Linked DNA regions of Homo sapiens: region 1 is linked to region 2. A link is a contact called in ENCODE Hi-C or POLR2A ChIA-PET data. All regions are on one chromosome and are shown on one strand. The core of a region is the stretch at or near the end of the contact, and the rest is flanking DNA. Distances in the headings are between cores, read along the strand shown. Region 1 holds the start of FOXN3-AS2 (FOXN3 antisense RNA 2). Region 2 has its middle 120 kb from the start of FOXN3-AS2.

Region 1 (6,392 bases), core at 2,466-4,965, 130 kb before region 2:
TAATTTTTCTAATTGCTGGATGCCACATATTCATTCAATTGCCTCATTCAACTGAAAAATAAAAGCCACCCTTCATCCTACCTTTGTGATCTTCCCCTTTCCTATCATTAGCAATGTCTTCTGCTCCTTTTCTGAATTAATTAGGAAATAAAAATAGAACTCTGACATGTTTACAAAGATGCAGAGTGCTGGTTAAACATGAAAGAACAGAGGTTGGGAACACAGAGGTGACAAATTTTATTTCTGTGATGACAAGTTAGAGTCCTCCTGCCAGCTGGCCCTTGCCATAGCCAGAAGTATGCACCTGTCTACAGAGAAGTCAGGGAAGAAGGGGGAGCTGAAAAAGCCTCGGGGCCCCAGCTTGGCCTTCCATGCCATGCAAATGAGTTCTAATTGCTCGGGGTCATCGAACAGGGTTCCATGTGGCACTTCCATGACAGCTCCTGGCAGAGAGGGAGGCAGGGACACAACTTCTGTTAGCCTAACCACAAAGGTGGTCCTGTTTCTGCTTAGACCCTAGAGCAGGGCTGTGGTTTGGGGAGTTCACCTCTCCCTACCTTCTGCCATACAGGAAAAGGGAGAAGGAGGTGCGTCACCTAGTGCTTCTGAGTGTCCCCGAGATGCACTTCTAGTTTGACAGTGCTGCCAAAGGAAATGAGAAGCGATAAGTGATCCAGCCCCGATTAGATCAGCCGCCGTGGGAAAGGTGCTGAGCCAGAGATATTTCACTGAAATAAGGAGAATCTTGGGAATAGATTTCTGGCAAGCAATCCCGAAGCAGATATGGTCTGAATTGGAAATAGATTTCATGGGCAGATAAAGTCTAATAAATGGCAGGTCACTCAAAAATCATATATCATCAAGTCTCATACAGTGTCTGTGAAGTTTATTATCAATAATTTAACACGAGAAGAGCCTAGCCCTTAGCAAATATTTAATTTCAAAACATACCTACTGATTTACTCAGATACAGCATACATACTATATTACAAATATATTGCAGGAAGCCAAATGCCAATAAAGCTGCACTTAGAAGACCAGCATGCTTTTTGCTTTCCAAATCCCGTTAAGGAAGAGAATGGCCTCCCATCCACGGGATGGGAGTCCAACAGCAGTTTCTAAATTGCACTGGAAAAGAAAGTTTGCACATAGACAATACCTGAGCCCCTTCATCCCCAGGCCAAGCAACATGCCAGATAACACATATACAAGTACTGGGGACAACAATTAAGGACCCCATCAGAATGTGCATGCTGTGCCTAAAGGCCACAAGAGGATTAAAGCAAGGTCATGGCCGGGTGCATGATCTTTTTGGAAGCCCATAAGTTCGAGACCAGCCTGAGCAACATGGGGAGACCCTGTCTCTATTTTAATAAAAAAACTAGCAGGCTTGGTGTGGGGGCACCTGTGGTCCCAGCTACTCAGGAGGCTAAGGCAGGAGGATCCCTTGAGCCTGGGAGGTCGAGGCTGCAGTGAGCCGTGATGGTGCCATTGCATTCCAGCCTGAGCAACACAGCAAGACCCCATCTCCAAAAATAAAATAAAGTAAAAAGAAAGCAAGGTCCTTAGTAGCAAAGAGGAGTCACTTTTTTAAGGAGATAGGAGGCAAAGGGAATTATCTCCATGGCCACTGTTTGCAATTATTGTTGGTCTGAGCCACTCTCCCTTCAGCCCCTACTCAATAATTCACTCCACTCCAAAGCAGACCCCCACCTCTTCCTGGCTGAAAAGTGCCACCTCTGGGCAGCCAACATCAGCAACAAGGGTTCTAGAAAAGTGGATGTTTTATAAGAGAATGGTAGTTCATTTAACCAAGTTAAAAACAGAGGCATGGTCTAATAAGGACATATTCGTTCCATGGTTCTAACTTCCAGAATAAGGTTTCTGGTCTTCTCTGGCGAGGTGGTGATAATGGCCTGGCAGGGATACGCTTGGTGGCTGGCAGGGAGAGAGCAGAGAGAGAACCAGTGGGTGCCTGCAATCGCCTTCTACCCAGGAAACAGGGAGGAGACCACTGAACTGAGTGCTTGAGGGAGCTTGGTGCCAGTCCCAGCTCTGCCCCCTGCCAAGACACAGCCCCAGGATTTCACTCCACCATCTCAAAGGGCCACTCCCTCCCATAGTGTTGGTACATAACTGTTATCAGCTCTTAGCAGAAGGATTTCCTACCACTTTACATCCCTATGTTGGAATCTCAATGGGAAGCTTCTCTGATCGTCCTACAGGCAGTGGCTGGAACAAGAAAAGAAGACTGGGCCAAATGTTAGGAGACCTGGCTCTTAACCTCCAAGCTTATCTAGACATGCAAAGACCTCCGAGGCTCCTCCAATTCTTAAAATCTCTTCCCTATGAAAATCAGAATTGCCTTTACAGCTTTAAAAAAAAAATTGTAAATTTCTATTTCTTCTGTATGTTGTGCCTTTATAGGAAAGGAAGGGTGTACTGGAACTCTAAAACACTCTACTGCTACCCCACCAGCTGATCGGTATGCAAACAAGGCCAGCGGGAAGCTGAAGCAGATGAGATCAGGTAAGAAAATCACGAAGTGCTCTAAGCCAAAGTGAGGTGTTGAGAGCAAGGTTGTCTATACTGACTCTGATGAAAGCTAACTCAGACTCAAAGTTTCTCCTTCATAAACTGCAATCATCCTTCCTCCTCTATTTTCCCTGACAAAATCCTCACCTTTCTGCCAACCCACGAAGGGGACCCCCAAGCGACACTGACTCTAGAAGATCATAGTTAAGATCACTCTAAGATGACCTTGAAGGACCTTGCTATCTGGGTAGGCTCACAGGTCAGCTGGTGACCAAGCACTTGACCCTTGAGATTCATGATAGAGATGGCAGAAAGGAAATTGGGAGGTCGTTTTGGGTCAGTAAACCCTGGCTGGGGTGGGGATGATAGGGAGAAGGGATAAACACTATAATAAACTCAAGCGACGGGGGCTGGACAAACTGCCCACTCCCTGCTTTTACCAAAGGCAGGTCCTCTCCAATGCTGGTGAATTCTCTGCAAAGCAAAAACCCAGTCTGCAACTCATTGTTATAGCCAAACACAAAGCACAGCTCCAGAGCACAAAAACCACCAAGTATGTACAAGTCAGCATTTTGGAAGCAGAAGGAGCTGCCACGCTCGGGCCCTTGGAGGCTGCTTAGGGGAAGCTCTTTCCCTCTCTCGTGGCATCTCTTGAATCAAAATTCAACTTAGCTCCCAAATCAGAGGATACCGATGGTCTCTAACAACTGTTTCTTATTTAGGTTTGATAACCCCAGTTCACGCTTTTGTCTACTTTGGGAAGCACTAGGCAAAGTCGTGGCCATGTGATTGGCTCCCAATGCTGGGCTGGGGCTGGCAACCGCCCTCCGGCCTCCACGCAGCGCCTGTGAAACTCTTCATTCAGCAGAACTGGGGACCAGATGCCTCTATGCCCCACCGATAAACTCCTCGCTCTGAAGTTAGGCTAAGCAGAAGAATCAGGTCTTTGATTTTTGCACAAGGTCTCACGGAAGCAAATTCCATCGCTGACATCGTAAGTGACTTGTTTTCAGCTGTTCCTGACACCTCTGATGGCTCCCAAGTTTATTTTCCAGAGACACCCATCTTAGGCAATTCTGGGAGCCCCAGGGGGAAAATGTTAGAAATATCAAAACAGCCACGTGCTCTAGCATTTAGCACATTGTAGAACAATATAAATTTAGTGCATTTAGACCACTTTATATTAACTAATTTAGAAAACGTTGCTTTCGCAGACTTCGCCGGGTGCCTTTCACTGCCAAACTAAATACTCCACTTTAAAATACGCCCCTGCGTACTCATGTGATTTCTCCTTTTAGGCTAGGAATGTAATGTTGACATAAATGTCAAATAAAATTAATGAGAGAATGGGCCCTCAAATGGTGCTCCTGTGAAGGGAATTTGTTAGACTGGGACCTTTGAGCCCAAATGTATATATAATTATATAACACTCAGACAAGGAAGGAATCTGAATGTTAAGCTTTAGCAAATGTATCACCTTTGTCAGAAATGCTGTTACCTACAAAAAAAAAAAAACCCAAAACAAAACAAAACAGGTTGCAAGTAAATTAAGATGAAAATACCATCAGATTAGAAGTCTGTCACGGCAAGCTACTGCAGAATTAGAAGGGTGGCCCATCTGCTGGGTATCCAATCCTTCCCTTATCTGTATAGAATTCGGATCAGATGTCTTCTGTTCCCCGAACACTTCCGCTGTTGACTTTGCAAATGGACCTCCTCCCGCCCAACCCAGCTCCTTCCCTCCCTCCTCCGTCTCTCCCAACTGGCCACTTAGGAAGAGTAAAAATGGCAATTAGAACAGGAGCAGCTATTTTCACTCAGTAGTCAAAGAATTGGATACTAGCACAGTGGCTGCCTCCATCCGTATGCTGATACATAACTACTTTGTCTTGTATTTGTAGTCTCAAAAATCTTCCCTAAGTATAGTAGAATCAGAGAAAATCGCTCTAATCATTGAAAAGCGCCCTGTGCTGAGTAAAGCAGCCAGTCTTCTCTTGTCACCGTAAAAGGCTGGGAGTAAAATTTCCCATAAACACAGGGGAAACCTACATTTACTCACATGCCAAGGAAAATGGCACGGAAGACCCACGTGTAGCCACAGCAGAGTCTATGCAGAGGGCCTGCAAATGCCTGGGGTGCGAGTGAATGCCTGGAGGGGCGGAGTTTCCAAGATAACAGCTATTGTGTTTTCTTTTTCACACTTCAGAAGAGAATCCTAAGGACTAGACTCCGCTCAGTGCATTCCTTTTTCATACACTGATCTCAAGTACAATCACATAATTTTGAAAATCCATGTAGTCCTCCATAAATAAAATTATAAGGATAGGTTTCTATTTCCTTCCGATTACCTAGATACCTCCGTCTTCTGGAAAACCCCAAAAAGACCAGTAGACGAATCAGGAAGGTCCTAGGAGTGATTCCTCCAATGGCAGGAATCATAAAGGAATAAAAAACCTGCAAATTCATGGCAAATGATGTCAGGATGAAATGATGCCACACATCTTTACAAAGTTCACAAAATCCATATATTCCCGGGGCAATCACGGGGAATTTCTAATTAAATTTCAGGGAGGGAAAGAGAAAACGGTTAACCACCAGCTTCAAACACCTCACACTCCTTCTGTTCTCTAGGAAGTCATTCTTACCCTGGATAATGTGGAGTGCCTGCTTCGGACCCGGGGAAAATTCTCCATTTTCTCCTTTTTCTTCAGGCTATCAGTTCATCATGAACAAATATGGAAATTTTCCTGAGGAGGAAATTCAACTACCAAAATAACTCCTTCATAATTCACACGTGCAATCACAACGGTGATTAATAAAAACCTGAAACAGCTCCTAAAAGCCTAAAGCATTAATTACTCTGTTAGATGTCAGGACTCTATGAAAACCTATGACAGCAGGTTACTCAGGCAAATTAAATCATGTGAACTTCCAGTGGAAAAAGAGAAATCTTCCCTTGGTGGATTTGCAACCTAGCAAATGCATGCTTTCGAAGAGAGGTGACCAACCCACAGCTCTTCAGGGCTCTATATTTCAACCTTGAAAGACATATGAAAGGGAAAAAATGCCATGGCAATTTGAATTTATGCTGGGATGAAAGGTAATATAATATCCTTTGAAAGACCTAAAATGGATGAATGATACTTTTCCATTAAAGAAGAAACTAACTCTCTTTGAATGTCTACAGTGTGTCCAGCCCTGTGGTTTTGCAACACCAGATGCCCACTTCTCTTTCAGCAACTTCAATGAGAGTTCCTTCTCAGTGATTTTTGCTAGCTAATCTTTTTTCATCTGATCTTGACATTTTAGTGCTCAGGACTCTGTCCAGGCACTTCTGTCTCTTCTACCCCCTCTCTCTGGATGATCTTACCCAACCTTCTAGCTACAGACACCGCGTACATGCTAATAACTCAAATTCCATGACTCTCCCCCTGAGCTCCAGATGGGTACAGCCAGCAGCACTCCCTGACACGTGCAACAGGCATCTCAAACTTAGGCTGACCGACACAGAACTCTTGTTCTCCACTTCCCCACCCCAAATGTGTTCACTCCAAGTCTTTCCAATCTCAAGAAATGATACCACCTTCCAAAATTCTAAAATAATCCTCCATTCCTCCCTTTCTCTCACCCTCCCCTTCTAATCCGTCAGCAAGCCCTGTTGCCTCTGCTTCCAAACACAATCCTGAACTGCTCTTTTTTTGCCGTTCCACTTCCTCACTCTAACCAAAGCCCCCTTCTTCTCTCCTAGACACTGTCACTCCTCTTAACTGGTCTCTCTAATTCCATCCTCCACACAGTAGCCAGAATGATTTTTTTGTTTTGTTTTGTTTGAGACAGGGTCTTGCTCCTTCGCCCAG
Region 2 (6,257 bases), core at 3,094-5,593:
TTTCCTTCTGCTTAAACTCCCTAGAGTAGTGATATGGTTTGGCTGTGTCCTCACCCAAATCTTATCTTGACTTGTAGCTCCCACAGTGGGATGGACCTAGTGGGAGGTAATTGAATCATGGGGGCGGGTCTTTCCCATGCTGTTCTCCTGATAGTGAATAAGTCTCACGAGATCTGATGGTTTTATAAGGGGGAGTTTCCCTGCACACGCTCTCTTCGTTGCCTGCTGCCATCCATGTAGGACGTGACTTGCTCCTTCTTGCCTTCCACCATGATTGTGAGGCCTCTCCAGTCATGTGGAACTGTGAGCCCATAAAACCTTTTCCTGTATAAATTACCCAGTCTTGGTATGTCTTTATTAGCAGCATGAAAATAAACTAAAACGACTAGATTCTGACCTCTGCCAGGAAACCTCAATTCATTAAAAAGATCTTCCCACCTAGGTCTAAGTCTTTTGAATTCATCAGAATTCTCCCTTTTAAAATATTTTTCCTATATGGCAGGTTCACAGTCTTACATGTATTTAAACATCTTATCTCTCATGGCTTTGACTATGTCATGACTAGTTTTATGAACATTATTCTACTGTCAGCTCTGATTATTTTTCATTCCACTTTATCATCTTAGGTGCCTAATGACCCATGCTGTGCATGAGCTTCCCGGGATACCCGTGGACACTTCCTTCTAGCTGCTGGCCTGTGCTCTGAACTGTTCCCTTCTCCTTGCATCCCTCTCCTCCTTGGTCAGAATCCTGATCCTCTGTGGACAGTTTAATCTAATAAACGAATTCAGGCTGAGGTAAGTGGGGGACCATGAATATAATGTTCTAATATTGATAATGATAATAATCACAGCCACTGTTGGTATTTTTTGTTGACTGTGTGCCACGTACTTTTCAAGAATTATCTCATTTACCTCTTAAAAATACCCAAACTTAACGAGTTAAGTCCTATTATCCCCACTTTACAGATGGGGAGCCTGGGGCCTAGAGAGGTTAAAAAAACATGATCAAAGTCTCAAAGCTAGTGTTAGAAGCAGGACTCGAATCCTTGGTTAAGTCCAGAGTCTGTTCTCTTAACTACCGCACACTATTTCCTCTTCAAATGCAAAGGAGTGCTTTGAGAATTTTAGGTGGCCTTGCAACTTGATGGGAAAAAATTATTTTAGGATTTCAGGATGATGGAGTCTTCTACCAACACAAGCATTTGTATTTTACTGAGATCAGGAGAGCTAAATATAAGACAGTAGGAGCTAAACGAGAAGATTCCATATTTTGTGGGAACACAACCATTTCTGTGGTAACAAGATAAGCATTTGGGCTTATTTCATTGTATATAAGGAATGAAACTGGGAAACATAAATATTTAAAGAAGGATAAAGGCATATAGGTAAATGAGCAAAAGTAGAGAGATCTGGGAAAATAGAGAAAGGTTAGTTTATTCTTATTATAAAAATATTTCATTAAAGAGTCCATATTATGATAAGCTTCTAAAAGATTAAAGTGGTATAGATAAAGCAGTAAATCGAGTTTAATGCAGGATTAGATAAGAGGCTGGTAGTCTGTAATAACGATAAGATGCTTAAAGCTTAAGGTCACTGATTATTTGAAAAAGAGGAAAAGGTGAGCATGCAAAATGGATCTCGTGTTTGATAAATATTAGGTTCCCGAGGTAACAATAACCATAAATGATAAGGCAGAAACTTTGTGATCCTGGCAACTAACTGGAACGGCTGTATGGAGATCATTTCCACGTTAGGAAATTATGTGGAAAATCTAGTGAGGTTGTCAACATTCCAATATTATTAATAAAGTAGGGCATGCATAAATCATATGGGCTTCTCTGGTGTCTATTTAACACTGCCAAGTGGTCAATGAAGTATAGGGAGTGAAGGTTGGGCTAACTCATGTGTGTAACTAAACCTCTGTCTAGAGAGACCAACCAGTTAAACAGCTGATCTGGGCAATTCTATCTGCAGACACTTATGGACCCTTACCAATATTCTGTGGCCAAGTTGTTCTGGGCTCAGTCTGATAATAACCTCTGTGGAAAGAACTTTAGGATAATGAATGAATAATCAGAGGGGCTATGAAAGTTTCCAAATAAAAATTCATGTATGCAAATGCCCTTATTTTATTGTAAAATTCACTTTTATTTTTGTTGCTATTATAACATTAAACAATTTTTTTTCAGACAGGGTCTTGCTCTGTTGCCCAGGTTGAAGTCTAGTGGGACAATCACAGCTCACTACAGCCTCAACTTCCTGGGCTCAACTGATTCTCCCACCTCAGCCTCCCAAGTAGCTGGGACTACAGGCATATGCCACCATACCCGGCTAATTTTTGTATTTTTTGTAGAGACGGGGTTTCACCATGTTGTCTAGGCTGCTCTCGAACCCCTTGGCTCAAGCAGTCTGCCTGCGTCAGCCTCCCAAAACGCTGAGATTACAGGTATGAGCCATTGGGCCCATACATTTGGTACATTTTAACTACCAAATGTACAGCAAATTAATTTAATGATTTGCCCTTTGCACACAAAGTCATTAGGTATACACAGTTTCATCGTTTTTTTCCCTCCATAGTGCTAAACATAAAACTATTCTGTTCAGACTTTTGGTTTAGCTTTCTGAATTTATCTTCTACCCTCCACCATGCAAATTAAAGGTTCTGTTTTGATACTGGGAAAAAATGATCTAAGATTAAGAGGACATTGTGTATATGTGTGTGTGTGTGTGTGTGTGTGTATAAATTAATTTTATATGATCACTTGTCCAAACACAATCACGTTTTCAAACTAAAAAGTGTGTCAAAGTGGTTTTAGAAGAAATTAAATAGTCTGGCAAGATGAAGAATAAAAAAGTTCCAAGTGAATGATCCTTTGGAGTGGAAAAAGGTTAGCTGTGAATATGCTTTTGAAATATACTACAGGGGATTCTCATCCCAAGATTATGGTCGTTCATGCCTCTAGGTTTAAGTGTTGCTCAATCAGCAAGGTGCTCAATTCACAGTGATTGCTGCGCATTTCCTTGTTGATCAAGAAAATGCAGAATCTCAGCGCAGACACATTTACCAGCACATTTACCATCAAAATGAATATAAGAAATAAGATTTTGATTTAAATTTTCCAGTTGCAGCAGATCGAGAAAAATATGTGCAGGAGAGGATTCCATTTGAAAAGCTCTGATTCAAATAAGTCCAAAGAGAATGCATCTCTATGTACCTAATGTTGCCTTCGAATTAGACAGTAAGCTTTTCTCGCTCAGAGCCCTTGTCAATTTGATTAAACTCACAAACATGTGACTGACTCCGCCTCTATTAAAAACACTCAAGCCAGAGAACGACTGAGAAGCGTGTGGCTTTGTCTTTGTGAGTGGGTCTTTTGGCCAAGCGATCATTACACTAGCTAAATGGGTGTACGGTTAAATTTAATACTCCACAACTGAATTCTCCAATCGCAGCTCACTGCAAAAAGTGATTTAGAATAATGCAAATTTGAGTCCAGAATCTAGAACACCCTTCCAGGCACGGAGGTTTTCCGTTTAAATGGCCCTCGGGAAATAACACTGATTTTCAAAGTCGTTTTAAAAGGCAGCTTTTGGCAGCTGCTATCTTTTGCATATTCTCTTTCCGAGATTAAAGAACCTTCAGGTGACAACACCTAGGGTAAAAGGATGGGACATCAGGCTGCAGACGTGCGTATGCGTGTGTGCACACGCGTGCAGTCTTGACTAGGTGTGGAAAAAAGGTCCGAAGAGATTCCAAAATCAAAAAAATTCCCTTGGCCTACTCCGGCCCCGAAGACCAACTCAGACCCCACCAGACAAACTGGAAAGTCTCCAAGCTCTCAGTCGCCCCAGTCGGCGGGGGAGTGAGTGGGGCCGACCGGCCTTGCGGCCCTGCCACCTTTCGGGGCGACTCGGTTTCTCCACTGACACCCCCGGGCGCGAGGTCTGGTCCATCCCGGAGTGGGAGCTAGGCAGGGACGCCACCTGGCAGCCCACTCTGGGCCCCTGGCCCGCGTTTCCCGCAGGCGCCGGCGGCGTCGGGCGCGGCCGCCGCGCTGCCATGGCAACGGCGGTCCGCCCCCCCCCCGCTTCCCGGCGCCGGCGCGCCAGCGGGGCGGGGCGGGGCGGGCGTTGCTAGGAAACCGGCGGCGGGCCGCCTCCGCGGCGCGGTCTCTCGGCTTCCACCCTTCACCTACTTCCCCTGCGGGGCCGGAGTGGGGGAGGGTCGGGGGAGGCCATCGGGAAGCCACGTGGTGGCCCGGGGCCTCGCGGCTCATTCTGCGTTGCGCCGTCCCTTCCAGGTCGAGTTGACGGCCTTTTCCCCCTTGGCGTACAAGTATTGAGTCCCGCGCCCTGGGAGGGAGACGGCGCTCAGCAAATTTAGATGAATGCAACGCTTCAACGTGGGCTCTCGACCTCTGGTCCCCCATCCCCTGCCGGCTCTATTAGGACAATGAAGTCCCCAAACTCCACTGGAGGGTTCTTCACCCACTCTTCTTCCCCTCCAAAGGAACCATCTCTTGAACTTCACGAAATCCAGGAGCAATGCTAAGCGTTTTGTATACATCACCTCATTTTCAATCCTGTGAGGTGGGAGCTGGGAACTTCATTTTAACAGGAATAAAATGTGGCCTACAGCTGGTTGGGGTGGAGCCAGGACTTGAAGTCCAGTTGTGCTTATTAACTTCAAGTGTCTGCCTTTTTATAATGCTCAAGTTCGTCCTCTCAGCTGCCTCTTGGCTAGCCCAGCATCCCCCTTTGCTGTCCAAACACCCACACCAGCCAGGACACACTGTCTGGAACATGGTCTGACAAGGGGATTAAAAACTTGAAATCAAGGTTGTCCAAAAAATCTGGGGCATACGGTTTATGTTGATGTATCATTGATAATTTACAGATGTCCCACTCTGTAATGTACTACCAGAATAACCACTTATGATCATCAAATTCTTAGGAAATGAAAATCCAAACCAAAGACAATTGACTCATGGTAGGTACTCCATTCTGGGCTTTAACATTTTTTTTTTTTTTTCTTGTAAACCATAGCTGTTCACTAAGTGTTTTTTTTTTTTTTTTTTTTTCTTTATTTCCTTGTCACTGACTTGAAGCTCGAGAGTGTATTTTCTACTAGGGAACTGTCTTGGGTTGCCAAGGATTTGCGTGCAAGCAATTTATTAAGGAAGAGCTTCCAGGAGAAACTAGAAAGGGAAGCAGAATAGGAAAGAAGCAGCCAAGCAAGGGAGCAATTTAAGGTGAAGTTCCAGCCCCAGCAAGATCCCCAGCTAGTTCTGGAGCATAAATTAGAATTTATCCCAACTTGAGGCAAGGGAGCTGGGGTTTTCATAACCCTGCACCAATTAGTCACTGGCTATAGTCTTTCCTGGAAAGGGTGGGGGGACAAAAATACCTAGCACTTCTGGTTCTGAGGTGAGTCTGGGTGAGTCTAGGCACTTAATTTAGACGCGTTAAGTGAGTCTAGGTGCTTAATACCTCTTCTGCAGTGAAGTGGCTCCTATAGATTAAGGGAAGGAAGTTCTCTGAAGGAAGGGGTATGAACCTTTAGGAGTAAACCACTTAGAAGCTGGGGCTAGGGGCAATGAACTGGAAAGGGGGATATGAAGGGATCTGGGCAGAGCACCAACAACACCCATGACAGTCCACCCCCTGCACCACTTAGATCCACATGTGCATTAGTTCGTTCTCAGGCTGCTATAAAGAAATACCTGAGGCTGCAAAATTTACAGAGAAAAGAGGTTTAATTGGCTCATGGCTCTGCAGGCTGTACAGGAAGTATGGTGGCCTCTGCTTAGCTTCTGGGGAGATCTCAAGAAACCTTCAATCATGGTGGGAAGTGAAAGAGAAGCAGGTACATCCTACATGGCCAGGGCAGGACCAAGGAAGAGAAGGGGAGATGCTACACACTTTTAAGCAACCAGATCTTGCCATAACTCACTCATGAGAACAGCACCAAAGGGGAAATCTATTCCCATAATCCAGTTACCTCCCACCAGGCCCCCACCTCCAACACTGGGGATTACAAATCCACATGGGATTTGGGTGTGGACACAAATCCAAACGATATCAACATGCTTCTCACGTCAGTTTCACTTCATCATGTCACAGCTTATTCAAAAAAGACAGACCATAGATAGCCCTTGCTGCTGCAGCTGGTCCTAAGACAATAACATATTCATCATCTGTATTAGTTCCTTCTCATGGTGCTAACCTGAGACTGGGTAATTTATGAAGAGGTTT

Evidence for each region. A loop is a pair of places that touch in the nucleus more often than their neighbours do. ChIA-PET counts read pairs that join two places held with the same protein, here RNA polymerase II (POLR2A). Pooled maps may share reads with other maps.
Region 1: a loop to region 2 is called in a map of ascending aorta, with 2.4 times the contacts of the local background. The contact joins the promoter of FOXN3-AS2 here to the enhancer-like site in region 2. A Hi-C loop is called at or near these places in 1 of 168 maps with a recorded cell type or tissue (ascending aorta) and 2 of 50 pooled maps. POLR2A ChIA-PET finds 5 or more read pairs at or near these places in 3 of 52 experiments (A673, H1 and naive thymus-derived CD8-positive, alpha-beta T cell).

The regions. Positions count from the first base shown.
Region 1 is chr14:89,572,501-89,578,892 of GRCh38, forward strand. FOXN3-AS2 (FOXN3 antisense RNA 2) reads left to right here and starts at 3,716. Exons shown (of 1, transcript NR_024620.1): 1 at 3,716-4,977. It also overlaps a transcript of FOXN3 not described here.
Region 2 is chr14:89,697,593-89,703,849 of GRCh38, forward strand. No RefSeq gene overlaps it. Among named protein-coding and RNA genes, the nearest start is that of FOXN3-AS2, 120 kb to the left of the region's middle. RefSeq lists a silencer at 4,073-4,132. Within about 2 kb of position 4,344, at least 26 of the 41 ENCODE cell types and tissues checked have a DNase peak (open chromatin) inside an H3K27ac peak, as active enhancers do; they include ascending aorta, where a contact is called at or near this core.